Linked DNA regions of Homo sapiens: region 1 is linked to region 2. The links are chromatin loops, found by intact Hi-C in ENCODE. Cell type or tissue: heart right ventricle. All regions are shown on one strand. Links, peaks and the distances in the headings refer to the core of each region. The heading gives the core; the rest is flanking DNA.

Region 1 (8,649 bases), core at 3,729-6,228, 440 kb before region 2:
GATACCCCCTTGGACCACCTCAGGACTCTGCAGAGTCCCCACCAGCAAGAAGGCTTTCATTAGATGTGACCCCTTGACCTTGAACTTCTCAGGCTCTAGAACTGTAAGAAATAAATTCCTTTAAATTAATTAATTAAAATAAAGTAGCCTATTGAGGGGTTGTAGGGAGTGAGGAAGTATAGATAAAACAAGATTGGTTATGTGAGGATAGCTGTTAAATTATCTCTCTACTTTGTATATGTTTGAAAATTTCCATTACAAAAGGTTTTTAAAAAGGAAGAAAAGAAAAATGTCAAGATGCATTTGGACTCCTGCCCTCCATCAAGTCTTTTCTGGGGTCCCTACTCCCAGGCCCATTCTCTGGAACTCAAGTGGCCTGCTTGCTTTCCCAGTCACTTGACTCATTCCATCATCACATCATTTTGCCACTGTTGGTCTATATCACCCCAATGAGACAGCCAATTAAGGGCAAGGACTGTGTGTGTCTGTCTAATCATTCTTTCATCAGCTACAATTACAATGCCTGGTGAAAAAATAGACACTGTACATCATCTCTGCAAATGAAAAACCAAAGCCTATGAAAATCAGATTTCAATGAAAGCAACATTAATTTCAGCAGAACAGAAGCTTGGTAGCTGCCTTCTCTACTAAGCAAAATGATCTGACAGATGCAATTCCACTGGTTCAACATATATTTGTTGAGTCCCCCACTGTGTGAGAGACACTGTGCTGGGTACCATATGCTCCCTATTAACAACTGTCTTCATTCTTTGGGGTCTCCATGAAAGACCAGGAGAAAACGCAAGGATGGCTATGCACATGTGCGCACACACATAAAATTATTTTCTTATTATTATTCCCTTTAGGATCCAGTTGAAATAAACAACAAAGTTAGTATCCCTGTAGTAATCTAGCATTTGTGTGTTCATTTTACATACCGTATTCATAAATGAAATTAAATGCATTGATATTTTAAATGGTTGCTAGGCCCATTTAAGTTAAATATTAAGTTAACTGAAGATAAAACAACTTTTGTTTCTTCCCTGGGGCTTATTTCCATTTTTAAAAAGTTAAAAGCAAAATATATATGCATATTATTTGTTCTACTAATGATATGAAAGTTGTAAATTCTGACAGGTTTAAGTAAGTAGTAGGTGACATGGGTCTCTACTCACCTTCTCCCAATCCAAAATTAAGTACAGATAAACAAATCAACCTCATGATAAGGTAAGATGAATAATATGCTCTAGTTTTGTGGCATTTTTCTCTTCGAGGCAGATTACGACCTCAATTTTGAGTAAAATTACATTGTCTGTCAAGAAGAATTCACATCAAATAAAGAGTATTTTCAAAGAATATACACTTAACTCACTTTGCTCTTTTACCATAACTTTGAACTTAATTTTATTGGTGCCACTGCAGTGACAATATTTCAGAACCTATGAAAATCTTGCTCAGTGATGACACAGCCCAATAGCTAGAGCTATCCTTCAACACATTTAATTCCATCAATTTTAAGGTAAAGTATACTTTGCAAAAGCTACTAACAATTCATAGAGCATAACGAAGCAGAAGGGAAGATCACTGTTGCAAATTTTCCAGTATAGCCGCACTAGATAGGCCCAATTTTATATGATCTTCACCATCATGGTATTACACAGGGCCTGCACCTTGAAGAAGCCGAAAACGTTCTTATGAAATGAACACGTGAATAAATCTCATAAGTTTGGACTAATGAAACAGGGTCAAATACTAAAAGCCTATAATATACAAGGGCATCCATATATAGTTTCATTTTTCTAAGAGTACATTAAAGCCAAAATATGTATCTTGATCAATGACTTTGGATGACCACGGAGGTCTACAGAAAAAAAAAAAAACTGGGAAAACTCTTTTAATGGTGGCCAAAATAATATTTTGATCAATTACCTGAATGTAAATGACACTTATAAATATTCAACTATGTGTTCAAAATATTTAAGAATATTTAAGGCTAGTAATTTATAGTATTAGTAGTAATTTCCATTATCTATGAAGTATCATATTAAACCAAGATAAGTACCTACCAACTCTAAACTTGCAGCTTTCTCTAATATGGGGCCGGCACCTAGCTGCTGAAGTCAGAAACCTGGCTTGAACCCTATCTTGGACTCCCTTTTTTCCTGGCTCCATTACCCTAATTACCAAAGTATATTGTCCTATGACCCAACAATCTTTTCCTTTTGTCTACCTGGAAACCTCCCACTTCTCCTTCCAATTCACAATTCTGTATAGCTAACCTGACTCTCCCAGACAGACTTAGGCCTTCCTTATGTGTAATATACCTTAGCCATACTTCTGTTGTATCATATTACTATATCATTATATTATAATTATTCAAACCTCTCCTTGCTTGGGAAGGGGCTGTTCAGAACCAATTCGGCTGAATACATTGGTGGAGCAAACCCAAGCCAATATCCACAAGAGGGAGCCATAAATCAGGAATCAGAGGTCAGAAACAAACACTAGCTCCAAGAGATCAGATTAAAAGGGTAAATGACTAGTTAATGGGTGCAGCACACAAGCATGGCACATGTATACATATGTAACTAAACTGCACATTGTGCACATGTACCCTAAAACTTAAAGTATAATAATAATAAAATAAAATAAAAAAAAAATTTTCAGGAAAAAAAAAGAAAGGGTACCTGGAAGGCTGAGCTAAGTAAGATCTGGGAAGTGAGGGGAAGGATAGAAATGCGAGCAGGTTAGCTAAAGGAAAACAGTTCAGAATAATTGCCACAAACACTGATGGGTCTGAAACTCACATTTACTCAAGGGAGTTCTGTTGCATGGAGATTATTAAGCTATTTTAACACAGCCAACACAAGGAAATCAGTCAGGGTGTTCCATTATTTGCCAGATGAATGGTCAGCTATTTCGGAGGGTAGAGGTCTGATCTCTTCTCCCAGGTAAAGTAAAGCCAGGGCCTTGGCTCAGCTGGGATTCCGGAGCTGAAAGTACATAGGAAGTGAGTCTGTGGGGCACGCTGGTTGCTGTAGGTGACAGCAGAGGGGAAGTGACATCTGTGGCTCAGAGAAAGGGTAGAAGGAGCCAAAGAGGCTCCAAGGCCCTCATTCATTTATTCAATAAACATAGAGTAAGGGCTTAATGTGTGCTAAGCACTGTGCCAGAGCCGTGTGACCTCATGGTGAAAGAGAGCCTTCATAAGTGAGAGAGTGTTAGAGAAGTAAAAAACAGAATTTTGAAGATCATGTTCATCAGGGGTTGCTCAGCTAGTGGTTAAGTTCAAGGAGATGACGAAGACAAGAATGGGACCCAAACCAAGGGTAGGAGCAAAGATTCAGTGAACTGATAAGAAGAGCCAGTGGCATTCAGGAAGCCAGCCTGGGAAGATAGGCAGAGGTAGCAGTGCATGCAGCGAAGTGTGTGCTTCAGGTGTCTGAGCCCAAGGGGGAGGGCAGGTGAGGAGCTGAACCTGTTTATAGAGGAAGGAAAGAGTCATGGACACAAGTTCACCTCTAGGCTGTAGCAAGGACACAGTGGGCGATAAAACATTCATTTGTTGAGTAACTTAACAAATGATGAATGAATGAATGAATGAATGAATATGACTGTCCTCCCTTTCACATTGTTTGATTTAATTAGTTTGATCCTTGAAGAGTATTTGAAGCAGTAAGTCTTAGAAACTTCTGTCCTGATTGCCCAGGTTGTATAAAATCTAGCACCTTTTCTTCTTTTTACTGCTCTATTTCCTGTCCTGTTCCTTCTGACTCTCCTTAACATTCTAGAGCTCTTTGAATCTCATGAGTCAAAGAAAGGAAAGGGAGTGAAGCTGAGCCATCAAGTTGCATATTTGGGGCAAATCATAGCAAAAGACTTGCTGCAGAAACAATCGATTGTTTTAGATTTTCATTTGGCTACATTATCCTTCTATCTATACCACAGGTGTAATAAAAACTGTTATTTTACTTTGCCAGTGGAGAGTGTATCCAAGTGGTTTACAGTTCACAGCTAAATAAAACACTATTTGGGTTCTCATTAAAACCTTGTTAGGATGTTATATAATAGAGGAAGAAGCTTAGAGGGACAGCAAGGCCATTTGATGCTTTGGAGCACGTATTGTCTTCCCACTCATTACCTTGCCAACGTGAGTGTGCACAGTTGGTCCTTCCAGCAAGCTCCGGACCTGCCTCTTCACATCCTTGGCTGCATTACTGAGAATCTGTCAGCTCATTCTCCTCACCCCTGGGGGGAATCACACAAGGAAGTTCAGTCAGGGTCAAGGTGCCTTGTTTCTCTTCCTCTTCAATGGATTTACTCTATAATCCTATTTGTCCTGCCAAATGAAAGGAAATCCTCATTGTCTTTTCACACTTCAGCTTCCCTAACGCAAGAGCTATCTTAAGAGTTATGACTAAGTTACCAACTTGCTTCACGTAGGTATTTGTTTTTTCCTGGAATGGTGATGGGATCAAGGCCCAAATCTATGAAACAGTTTGTGAGAATTTTTGGAACTATAAGGCATTTGTCAGGATGGATAGTGGTGGTTTGATGTTGATCTTACTCATTTTCATTTCTGTTATTCTCTGAGAATTTTAACCATGTTATTTGAAACTTCTTCACAAAAATGACTTAATGATAAAAATTTCAGAAGAGCAAAATGTTAATAAGCCCCAGTTCCTAATCTGGTCTGTGTCTAGTAATAGTTAATGCCTCAAAATTTCAGGATTATTAAAAATAAGTCTTCTTAAAGTTGAAATAAACCTTTTTCTGTTTCTTCAGGTAATTGAAAGGATGCCATATGTTATTTTAAATGCAAAAATATTGTATCTCAAAGGATCAAAGGATCCAATTGGATCTCAGAAAAATGCTATCTAGAGAAAAACTACCATTATAAATCATAGAATTATAAAATAATAAGGTGAAAATGGTCTTAAAGGTCAGTGCAATAATTGATAGTCTTGTCCCTTTGCAGATGAGGAAGCTAAGGCTGCTCAAATGACATGATGTGTACATGATGACAAAACTCATGAATTCATGAATTCAAACACGAATCTTCCATTCCCCAAAGTCCAAGCCCATGTACAGAAAATTCTAGGCCACTGCACATCCTCCCTTTTATAATTGCACATTTAGTAATACAAGCTTCATATTAAATTTCCAAGCTCATATCTGGATTGAAGAATATGTCTCCATGCATATCGTTAAACATTTCCAACAGGTTTTTTTTTTAAATTTATTGCATTTGGCCTTTATTCTCAACTCAAAAGCTTGGTATAAGTGCAAGCCTTTTGGAATTTTTTAAAAGATAAAGATTTCCTTTGTGTCTGAGATCTAGATTTTCCTCAGACCTTATTTCAACTTGGTTAGTTCAATTTTCCTCTTTAAAACTCCTTTATTTTCATTTAACTAAGGAAGTGTGTTCATCATGTACCTTCTTACCTCTTGAAATATTTGTTTTGTTTAGCCATAAAAGTCCAAATGCAATTTAACACCTAAAAAGAGAAGAGGTGCAATTGTAAAACTGTAACAATTTTGCTAAATTGAGCAGTACTTCTTTAAAAATCTTAGGAAATATGAATTCTTCTATTATGAGCTATACACTTGTTATCACTGAAAGATAATTACTACTTTTCTAAACTCAGCCAGTGAGGTATATAATCCTAATGTCCTTTCTCCAAGGTAAGAAATGGTCATCTTTCTGGATATTAAAAGACAATAAATACATCAATTAAATTAAAAAGATGAAGATTATTAAAGTGATTTAACAGATTTAAAGATTATTAGAGTTCATTTGGAGCTGACTACAGCTCCAAAGGATGAATATTAAATGAAACTTATTAAATAATTTTTAATTCAAATCAATTTCATATTCTTGAGTTGTTCATCAAAAATAAATGCTGACATGTTATCATCCAACAAGTTCAAAGCACTTCCTGTTTGGTAAAAAAGGAGACCTAATGTTCTGCATAATCACGTTGTCTTGAGAAAAGACTTCGGTTTTACAGAAATTATTCTCTCTCCCATGCCAGGAATTGAAGGAGGGAAAAGAGAAAAAAAAAAGTTCTTGGGTAGAAAAATAATTCTTGTAGTATCATTATTAAATTTGGCTACAAACAGTATTGGTATGCTTTATGTCTAAAATAGTACCATTGGAATTGCTTTAATGGATGAATAATTATTTTACAATGTAACCATGGATTTTATCAAAATACCTCCCTTACGTAAGGCAAAAGTGAGCAAGTTTAAAAACAGTAACTCATGATCACCTGCTACTGTAAAAATCCAGTGATATGCATACCTTTCATTCAGAAGTTAGTAATGCCCTCTAGATCTCTCTTTTTATTCTGCACCTTTGTCAACCAACCCACTTTATGGCTATTAAGTCCCTAAAGCTTCTGAATCCTCTACAGCTCATCTCAAAACAAAAGCTAACCACCTGACATGCAGGGCTGGTTGTATGAAAATACAACAATCCCTCTCCAAGACCATGATAACCTGAGTCAACAGCGAACACATTAGTGAAATACAATTGTTGGCTTATGGAGTAATTCCAGTTAGCCACTGAGCATGAGGTATCTTCTAATTCTTCCATTGTTTAAAGATTAATTCCATTTGTTTGCCAGTAAGCCAAGTGGACATAAAAGATGAAACAATGAAATCATGAGTTGATCTGGTCCACCTAAAATAACTCCCACTACTTAAAAAAAACTTAAATTAATTCAGTTTTTGCTTTAATAAAACATATTTAAATGGAAACTTCGAGCTATAATAAGCAGTATTCTTCAAACTATAAAAAAGACTAAAATTCTTTATATCAAAGTTTTTCACTGATGTATAGGACAGTCTAGATTTCCTGAAAGAAAACAAATAGACCTCTATAAAGGTAACATAAATGTATACCACCACTACTGCCACCAAAGTAAAAAATACCATACTTTTTTTCAAAACAAAATAGTTAAAGACTAGGATAGCTGATCTAGAAGGAACCCTAGAAGGTATCTCACCTTGCCCCCTGACATTTGATGGAGAAAAAACTGGGAAGCAGATAGTTCACTGATTTAAGTTAGACACAGGTCAGTGGCTAAGCATGTAACTAAACTATAAGTAGACTAATAGTTGCATGAATCTCTTCTCTGCTCTTTTTATGTAGGACAGAGTTCACTGTCATCCTCTTGCCTTCCCTTTTAGGATCCTCTCTGCTATCCACTTGTCACAAGTGCCTAATCTATGCTCTATTCCTAAAGAGTCTGACTTTCCCAGTTAACTATTAAGTTTGGAAAATAATCTCTTAAACTAGAATGTAGTCTTAAACCAAAATGTAACTATGGCATATTAACAGATGTTGTCTAACAACAGTAGTCTCTAGTCAAATTGGTTTGGAAAATTCTAGGTTAAGCAAAGGTTTCTTTTCTGTAGAATAGTTTCAGAACTTTAATATGCTGATGTGCATTGTGAGTCTTCAGGTATGCATATCTCAACCTTATTAGATTATGGCAACTTTTTTTTACAAAGCAGATATCATAGATAGTATAATAAAGTGAAACACAATTTGAAAAACACTGTGACACAGCTAATTCCTAATAAGCTTATCTTGGATGTATACTTTCCAAAAATATAGGTACTTTTAGTAATTATTAATAAAATGAATTGTCATTTTGATCATTTAAAATACATAGTAGAAAATTAAACTGACCTCTATTTATACTAGCTAATGATAAGAAGAGATCCAGAGCCTTTTAAAATTGACTTTTGGAAGATTAAAAAGGCTTTAAGATGTGAAGAAATTAAAACTTAAGATGGCACTTCATATACTGTGAAATGAGATGCTGAGGGTGGATGACAGGAGAACTCTACCAGTTAACATCAGATTACTTCACGTCGGTATCTGCTCCCTTGTGAATAGAGGTACCATTTATTCAGCACTTGCTGCATGCTACACTGTGCTAAGCACTTTATTTACACCAGCTCTAGAAGGGTAGAGCCTATTACAATTCAAACCCAAGCTGGTCAAGTTTCAAAGCCTATGCTATTAATCTGACTATGACACACCTTCCCCAGCCTATCCCAGTTAGCAAAATTCAAATAATTCACATGAACTCTGCTTTTTCTTCCATACTGCAACTCCTGAAAGTGCCAAGATGTAAGCCAGAATTCTGCCCATATTTCAGAACCATTTCCCTCTCCTTCAAGCTGCCTGCTTGTCATTTTGTGTAAGTTTTATGATTTCATTTTAGAACAGCACTTCCCATATATTCTCAGGGTTTATTACTATCATTCCTTACCAAGGTGTGCTTAGGCAGAAGAACGGATACACTCACCAGCACATTGTTCATTTTTAGGTACTTAGTTTTAAATAAAATGTGCAGTTTAAATAAGAATGAAGCAGAAAGTTAAGTAGAGAATAAGAATTTTTATCATTTCGCTCAATGAATGCCTACCATTTAAAAATTTTTAATGCAATCTAATTCTAAATGCATCTACTCAGCACAATGAGAAGAGACAGAGAGAAATAAGTGGACCCTTCTTAAAGTGTTTACCATCTTTCTACAAATCCTACCTGACATGCCTCTAGGAATATTTTCTCAGACAACAGAAACTGAGATGCAATGAATTCAGTTACTTTACATAGAAAAATTGTTGCCT
Region 2 (8,649 bases), core at 4,056-6,555:
ATCGATACATTCTATACTATTTTACACTCCAATAGCATACAAAACTGCTGACATTTTTATCAATAAGGTTTAAATAAAATCTGCGTAAAGTCACTATCTTTAATAATAAACATAATTTTGATTATTTTACTTATTTGTCTTATTTCAACAATTTGGCTGGAGAAAATATATAGCTACATGCTGTCAAAAATAATACATTAACTACATATATTTAAATAGTAATAAAGTAGCTTAATATTAGCAAAAAAATCAGACAATTTAAACTTAATAGTTCCAGTTACCTTATTGTTAAGAGAAAGTGTATATGTTGATTCTAAAAAGGTTTAACATGCCTTGTTAACAGGGATTGGCGCATCAAAATGTTTAATAATTCCAGAGGTTTCTGATATACGGTTAAGTATTTACTGAGTACCATCTATGTGGAAAACACTGTCCTGAGTTAAAATCAAACTTTTCTTACTATTGGAAAACACCCTTGAGGACATTGTATCACTTCTCACTACTGGCAGCTGGTTGGCCTACTGAGGTGCTAAAAGTTATTTAGAGGCACAAGAATATATTTCTCAAAATAGATAAAATTAATCCTAGGCCAGATGTGGTGGCTCACACCTGTAATCCCAGCAATTTGGGAAGCTGAAGAAGATGCATTGCTTGAGTCCAGGAGATCAAGACCAGCCTGGGCAACATGAAGAAACCCTGTCCCTACAAAAAGTACAAAAAATAGGCTGTGTGTGGTGGCACATGCCTGTAGTCCCAAGTACTCCAGAGGCTGAGGTGAGAGGATCACCTGAGCCCAGGAGGTGGAAGTTGCAGTGAGCTGAGATCACAGCACTGCACTCCAGCCTGGGCATCCGAGTGAAACCCTGTTTCAAAACAAACAAAAACCCAACTAGTTAGAATGTATCCTAGAGTATAGGGTATACTCTACCTTTACGCCTTTTATATAACTGCTTTGTAAGAATGAATTAGAACTGATCATCTGGCTTTATCCCATATACTTACTATACATACTTGTTATTTAAGTTAAAATTATTATGATAGCCCTTATTCAGACCCTTCTATTGATTTCTCCCTAATTTCATTTCTTTTACTGGTGTTTAACATCACTGACTTATTAGGTCATTTATTCCATCTGGTGGTTTTAGCATTTCTTAAAACGAGACTTAATAGCAAGGAATTTTAATTAAATATCAGAACAATAAATCATTAGGTAGAATTAGTCAGGTATAAAACAAGAAGTAAATTTTAAATAAAAGAACAGATTATAAATAAAAACTCCATAAACAAGTTAAAATATTTGTTGTCTTCAAGAAGTAATCTTCATATTATATTTAATTGCTTAATTTGGATGTGATTTGATAATTTATGATGGGATACATTTAACTCTGTCATCCAAAACTGAATTATACTGGCCAAGGGAACACTAACACCTAAGTCCACTCTAGGGGCGATGGGAATAACTGCGGCATTTCTCCGCTGATATAAGTATCAGCGGAGGTTACCTTAAAAGGTAAATATAAGGTCTTTATTTCCAATTCTTGAATGACAAATGCTGGGAAACACAGATAAGAGTTTTAGATATGTAAAATGAAATCCAGTTATTCTAAAAATTAAGTCATAGTGATGTATTATCTTCAGTAACATACAGACCCAGGTTTAAAAAAATCAGCTGGTTACTGAAAAATTCAGTCCGACTGATACGTGAATGCCACGTATTTTATCAGCTACTTTAATAAAAATTTTATTACATATTACATTTAAAATTTGATATACACATTAACTGTGCTTGTCAAACTGCAATATAGATACCATAAAAGCTCTTAATAACTGTCTATATTTTACACATATGACCTTATATGTGTCTATAATATAACAAGAACTGCCTGCTTATATTCCCTGAGTCTAACTCTTCCATTAGATCCTATCTTTCCTTCTACTAGCCCTATTTTACATAGTTGATCTAGAGAGTAATCCATAAGTAATAATCTATAGTTGATAAAGTAATCAAGGATAACAATGTAACCCGAAGAGACATTTGGGTGAATTACTGGAGGCTCCATCATCTGCTCCAGACATAAATGCCTTTTTAATCTCCTTAATCTCTCTCTCTTCCAGTCTTTCTCCTTCCTCCTGATTTTCTTATTCTTTAACCTTTCATAGCTTGCTCATCTCTCTTCTATACCTCTTTTAAAACCTCTACATTAACTATTCATCTAATGTCATAATGTAGTATAATTAGCATTCAGCCTTAAAAAAAGTTGCCTTCTATCACAAAGACTATAAAACACTCATTAAATAATCACTTACTGACCATCTACTATGTGTCATTACCTGTGCAAGGCTCCAGATACAGAAAAGTAAGACAGTTTCTGCCCTGGAGGCATTCAAAGTATTAAGGAACTGATTATAAAATAAATTATAAAAAATAAAATTATTTTTTACAAAATGGTGGCATGAAGGATGAAGCAACTAAGTCTTTTCATTTTTAAACAATAAATTGTATTATTTTTTCTTACTCAACAAAGCAACTGATATACTTGGTGATGAAAGGACAAGGTGTTGAAAGTCTGAGAAGGTAACTAAGTGATATCTGAGGAGCTGTGAAACCCTAACTGAAGAGTGGGAGGTGAAGCCTAATTATCTAAGGGTGAAAAGGCCAAGCCTCAAAGAAAGTAGGTCAGACACAAACATGAATAAACCCCTCCACTCTAGATAACAATGGCTGAATATTTTGCACACTGCAATGAGTTCAGAGTCTAAAAAGTCACTTCTAAACTTCAAAGGATGAAGTTTTTAAGGTCTTTATTTTCTACACATTAGCATGCCTGTGACAGAATCTTTAGTTTCAACAACTAGTTTAAAGAAGTAGCCTAAAGTGTGTTATCTTTGTGTAAAGTAAAGGATGACCTATTCTAAATAACCTTTTCCAAAATCTTAAGAGGTCAACTATCAATATATACAGTAAGTCAAAGAGGCGAAGTTAATAAAATTTTATCTCAAAAGCAAAAATCAGTATCTTTGAAGCATATTAGTGGATCTGAAAAGCTACTGTGATTTTAAGGTTTCTTTTCCCAGAAATAATGCATAAATATACCATATATGGTCTGTTCTTACGTTAAAATGGGGTAGGAGATTAAAAGGAAAATTAATTTTTAGAGGTTTAATAAGAAAACAAAATATATGCAAATCACACCCAAAAAACCCCAAACTTCATGACTGCAATTATTTTAGAAAAATAGCTGTCTAAAGTATTCCAAACTAAAGCCACAAGAATGTGACAGAGGTTATTAAAACTTAGAAGATTAAACAACTCAATAAAAATTAATCATCTTCCTTTCCTAAATTGAAACTGAGGTTTTATTTTCCAAAATCCTGTTCTATGATCAAGTACAAATGCCCATGCAGCATATGATTATGTCCAAACACAACGGTTAGCAGTCATTTATTGCTAAATTTAAATATGACCAAACAAAATGACAGCTAGAAAAAAAACTAAGCTATATACACTTGAGATATCTTTTAATATAAAAGCATGTCCTCAAAATGCACCTATTTATAAGGAATAGAAATTCCCTCTGCCTCTTTCCCACCCCAAATATGAGTCAAAATAATAAACCAAGAAAACACTCATTATCTCAAACATTTCAAATAAAGCTACTTCAGTTCATGAAACTCACATATGCAAAGTTTTACATGTTAAACCAAACATATTTGGGCATGAGCTAGTATATTTTTGGATTTAAAATATTACCTTTTTTTGTTTTTTAAAACATAATTTCTACCTTATTTTATAAAGGTGAAATACAAACATAAAACCTAAGCAAGTTAAAGTTTCTCACCTTCACCCTCCTTCTTAGCTTCTAAATCAGGCAGCTAGCTCATCATCTATTTCACAGAAACAGAAACATATCTACAACACTTGTATTGTTGCTTTGAATATTAGCTTTCAAGTTGAAGCTGCACGCATTTACAGTGTGCCTCAGAGTTGGATTACATGACCTGTTTAGTTAACTCTGCAAAGATGACAGTTTAAGCAAAAATACATGTAGACAATGTTTTTGATCAATATAGAAAGTAGAACTTTCCCTATTTTTAGAAATTTGCAATTCAACTCTCCAATTAATTTTGTTCCAAATGAAACTTTATCATCTTTATATACTAAGCAAAAGGTTTCTGTGGTCTTAAGAGTTACTTGATCAATCTAGACATAAGTTTACAAAAGTATAAATTAAGACTATGTAGTACTGACCAAAAACAAATCTTAAAACACTTTTGTCTATCTGAAAAAAAAATTATCAACATTGTCCTTGGCTATCTAGTGGTTAGATGAGAAAACTATTAACAAAAGTGCTCAAATTAATCCTGTATACATATAAAAGAAAAGATGAGGAGAGAAGCAATTTCTAAATGAATAGCAAATAAGCTAATTGAAGTTCTTCTCCTACCTAAAAAGAAAGTGTTCAGAAAATATAGGAATTTGCAAGATCCTCATCCCTTTTCTAACTTTGCAAAATTAGGTATTTTGCTGCCAAATATATAACCATACCGACAACTGCTCCACTAATTTTTCAATCTTAACCACAATCATGTTTAGAGTTTTCTTAAAACTGAAATACACATTTTAAACATTTCAAACTTCACATATCAACTTTAAGGAAAAAGCAAGATTAGCGCATGTAAACATAGTTAGAAAGTATTTTCACATACATCATTTCATACACTCTTCTAAAGAAGGTACCAGGATTCTCATTTAACAAGGAAAGAAACTGTGACTTAGAGGGTAAATGACATGCCCAAAGTCAGCTACAAGGGGATAAATCTAGAACTAGAACCCAAAGCTGTTAGTCTATCAAATATGTTTTCATTCACTTCTTTAACTGAAAGGCCAAGCTAAAGATCACCTGATTATCGAGCCCCAATATAACACTATATATGATCTACTATTTTTAAGATAAAAGGGAATAGAGCTAACATATAATCACTGAGCATGCATCTCAAAACCAAATGAAACTAGGTCATTTTAGCAAGCATCAAAAATGCTAATTTGCAGTCACTACAAATTGCATGCAATTTCAATATTTAATTTTAAATTTAAATTAAATTGTAAAATTTTAAAACAATATTTAGCAAAAAAATTTTTAAACTGAGCTTCTTTTGATTTAACATGATTTTGTTTCTTGAAAGATTTTAAGCACTACATGTACACTTGAAAAAATAATTATTAACTTTTATTAAATTTTAATTTAAATGCCTATTATCTGCCCGGTTTAAAAAAAAAAATTCACAATTTTGTAGTTTCCTGTTGATAAGTGAATGGTGAGTTAAGCAAACCAGTTTATTCACAATGCTCCCTACTGGTAGCTCAAGAGAAAAGCATTCTCTAATGTAACATTACAAAAAATTGCATTAGTTTTATTAAATGTGATCTCTCACCACCTGCATACAAATCCCCTGGAAAGCTTAAAAATACAACTTCCTTGCTCTACACAAATACCTACAGATATTTTTATTTAAGTTAGTCTGGGATAAAACCTTAAACTTTACATTTGTAACAAATTCCCCAACAAACAAGTTAAGAATTGCTGATGGTTAGTAATACCAACACCTTGCTCTCAAAGCACAATAGTAACCCCATGAAATGCTCTGGGAAGGTATTATTATGGCTGTTTTATGAACACTGAGGCTCAAGATAGCTTTAAAAATTTTCCCCAAGCCAGGCAAGGTGGCTCATGCCTGTAATCCCAGAATTTTGGGAGGCCAAGAAAGGAGGATCACTTGAGCCCAGGAGTTCAAGACCAGCCTGAGCAATATGGCAAACCCCATCTCTACAAAAAATACAAAAATTAGCTGACTGTGGTGGCATGTACCTGTAGTCCCAGCTACTCAGGAGACTGAGGTGGGAAGACTGCCTGAGTTCAGGAATTCGATGCTACAGTGAGCCGTGATTGCTCCACTGTACTCCAGCCTGGGAAACACAGTAATACTCTGTTTAAAAAAAAAAAAAATCACCCCAGGTCACATGCTAAAAGGTAGCAGAGCTACCAATCTTTTCTTATCCCTAGTGCTAGGTGTCCTTAAGATGAAAGAGTAACAAATTGTATTAGCCTTAAAATTCAAGTAATTATTTCTTTTAGATACTGCTTATGTAAGCAATACATGCTAAATCTTCTTAACCCTGGTTCCACCCACATCAGTTGGGGAGTCTGTAGAAATGTCTGACCAGGTCCCATTCTCAGATTCAGATTTAATAGGATTAAGGTAGGGCCCAACCACTGTTACTTTAGTATTATTATTATTTTATTATACTTTAAGTTCTGGGGTACATGTGCAGAATGGGCAGGTTTGTTACATAGGTATACACGTTCCATTGTGGTTTCCTGCACCCATTAACCCATCATCTACATTAGGTATTTCTCCTAATGCTATCCCTCCCCTAGACCCCACCCTGACAGGCCCCAGTGTGTGATGTTCCCCTCCCTGTGTCCATGTATTCTCACTGTTAAATTCCCACTTATGAGTGAGAACATGCAGTGTTTGGTTTTCTGTTCTTGTGTTAGTTTGCTGAGAATGATGGTTTCCAGAGTCATCCATCTCCCTGCAAAGGACATGAACTCATCCTTTTTTATGGCTGTATAGTATTCCATGGTGTATATGTGCCACACTTTCTTTATCCAGTCTATCATTGATAGGCATTTGGGTTGGTTTCAAGTCTTTGCTATTGTGAACACCGCTGCAATAAACATATGTGTGCATGTGTTTTTATAGTGGAATGACATATAGTCCTTTGGATATATACCCAGGAACGGGATTGCTGGGTCAAATGGTATTTCTAGATCTAGATCCTTGAGGAATCATCACACTGTCTTCCATGATGGTGGAAATAATTGCCACCAACAGTGAAAAAGCATTCCTATTTCTCCACATCCTCTCCAGCATCTGTTGTTTCTTCACTTTTTATGATCGCCATTCTAACAGGTGTGAGATAGTATCTCATTGTGCTTTTGATTTGCATTTCTCTAATGACTAGTGATGATGAGCTTTTTTCATGTTTGTTGGCTGCATAAATGTCTTCTTTTGAGAAGTGTCTGTTCATATCATTTGCCCACTTTTTGATGGGGTTGTTTTTTTCTTGTAAATCTATTTAAGTTCTTTGTATATTCTGGATATTAGCCCTTTGTCAGATGGATAGATTGCAAAAATTTTCTCCCATTCTGTAGGTTGCCTGTTCACTCTGATGATAGTTTCTTTTGCTGTGCAGAAGCTCTTTAATCAGAACCCATTGGTCTATTTTGGCTTTTGTTGCCATTGCTTTGGGTGTTTTAATCATGAAGTCTTTGCCCATGCCTATGTCCTGAATGGTATTGCCTAGGTTTTCTTCTAAAGTTTTTATGGTTTTAGGTCTTATGTTTAAGTCTTTAATCCCTCTTGAGTTAATTTTTGTGTAAGGTGTAAGGAAGGAATCCAGTTTCAGCTTTCTGCATATGGCTAGCCAGTTTTCCCAACACCATTTATTAAATAGGGAATCCTTTCCCCATTGCTTGTTTTTGTCAGGTTTGTCAAAGATCAAATGGTTGTAGATGTGTGGCATTACTTCTGAGGCCTCTGTTCTGTTCCATTGGTCTATGTCTCTGTTTTGGTACCAGTACCATGCTGTTTTTGTTACTGTAGCCTTCTAGTATGGTTTGAAGTCAGGTAGCGTGATGCCTCCAGTTTTGTTAGGATTGCTTAGGATTTTTTATTTTTTGCTTAGGATTGTCTTGGCTATGTGGGCTCTTTTTTGGTTCCATATGAAATTTAAAGTAGTTTTTTCCAATTCTGTGAAGAAAGTCAATGGTAGCTTGATCGGAATAGCAGTGAATCTATAAATTACTTTGGGCAGTATAGCCATTTTGATGATATTGATTCTTCCTACTCATGAGCATGAAATGTTTTTCTATTTGTTTGTGTCTTCTCTTATTTCTTTGAGCAGTGGTTTGTAGTTCTCATTGAAGAGGTCGTTCAAATCCCTTGTAAAAGTTGTATTCCTAGGTATTTTATTGTCTTTGTAGCAATTGTGAATGGGAGTTCACTCTTGATTTGGCTGTTTGTTATTATTGTAAAGGAATGCTTGTGATTTTTGCACATTGATTTTGTATCCTGAGACTTTGCTGAAGTTGCTTATCAGCTTAAGGAGATTTTGGGCTGAGACGATGGGGTTTTCTAAATATACAATCATGTCATCTGCAAACGGAGACAATTTGACCTCTTCTCTTCCTATTTGAATACCCTTTATTTCTTTCTCTTGCCTGATTGCCCTGGCCAGAACTTCCAATACTATGCTGAATTGGAGTGGTGAGAGAGGGCATCCTTGTCTTCTGCCAGGAATGCTTTCAGTTTTTGCCCATTCAGTATGATACTGGCTATGGGTTTGTCGTAAATAGCTCTTATTATTTTGAGATACATTGTATCAATACCGAGTTTACTGAGAGTTTTTAGCATGAAGGGCTGCTGAATTTTGTCAAAGGCCTTTTCTGCATCTATTGAGATAATCATGTGGTTTTTGTCTTTGGCTCTGTTTATATGCTGGATTACATTTATTGAATTGCGTATGTTGAACCAGCCTTGCATCTCAGGGATGAAGCTGACTTGATCATGGTGGATAAGCTTTTT

Evidence for each region. Peaks named below come from ENCODE experiments on the same cell type or tissue, not always from the same donor. Only the 100,000 strongest peaks of a DNase experiment are listed, where the experiment ranks them.
Region 1: it touches region 2 in a loop (10-fold over the local background); 50 of 110 quality-filtered maps call a loop at or near these places.

Annotation. Positions count from the first base shown.
Region 1 is chr1:185,675,048-185,683,696 of GRCh38, reverse strand. LOC107985239 (a long non-coding RNA gene) reads right to left here. Exons shown (of 3, transcript XR_001738340.2): 2 at 4,142-4,248; 3 at 2,792-2,993. Among named protein-coding and RNA genes, the nearest start is that of GS1-204I12.4, 33 kb to the right of the region's middle. In heart right ventricle, for the core only: no CTCF peak of the experiment used is centred there; no DNase peak of the experiment used is centred there; H3K27ac peaks cover 1,761 bases.
Region 2 is chr1:185,235,348-185,243,996 of GRCh38, reverse strand. All of the region lies in intron 16 of SWT1 (SWT1 RNA endoribonuclease homolog), which reads right to left. Among named protein-coding and RNA genes, the nearest start is that of IVNS1ABP, 78 kb to the left of the region's middle. In heart right ventricle, for the core only: a CTCF peak has its summit at 5,353; no DNase peak of the experiment used is centred there.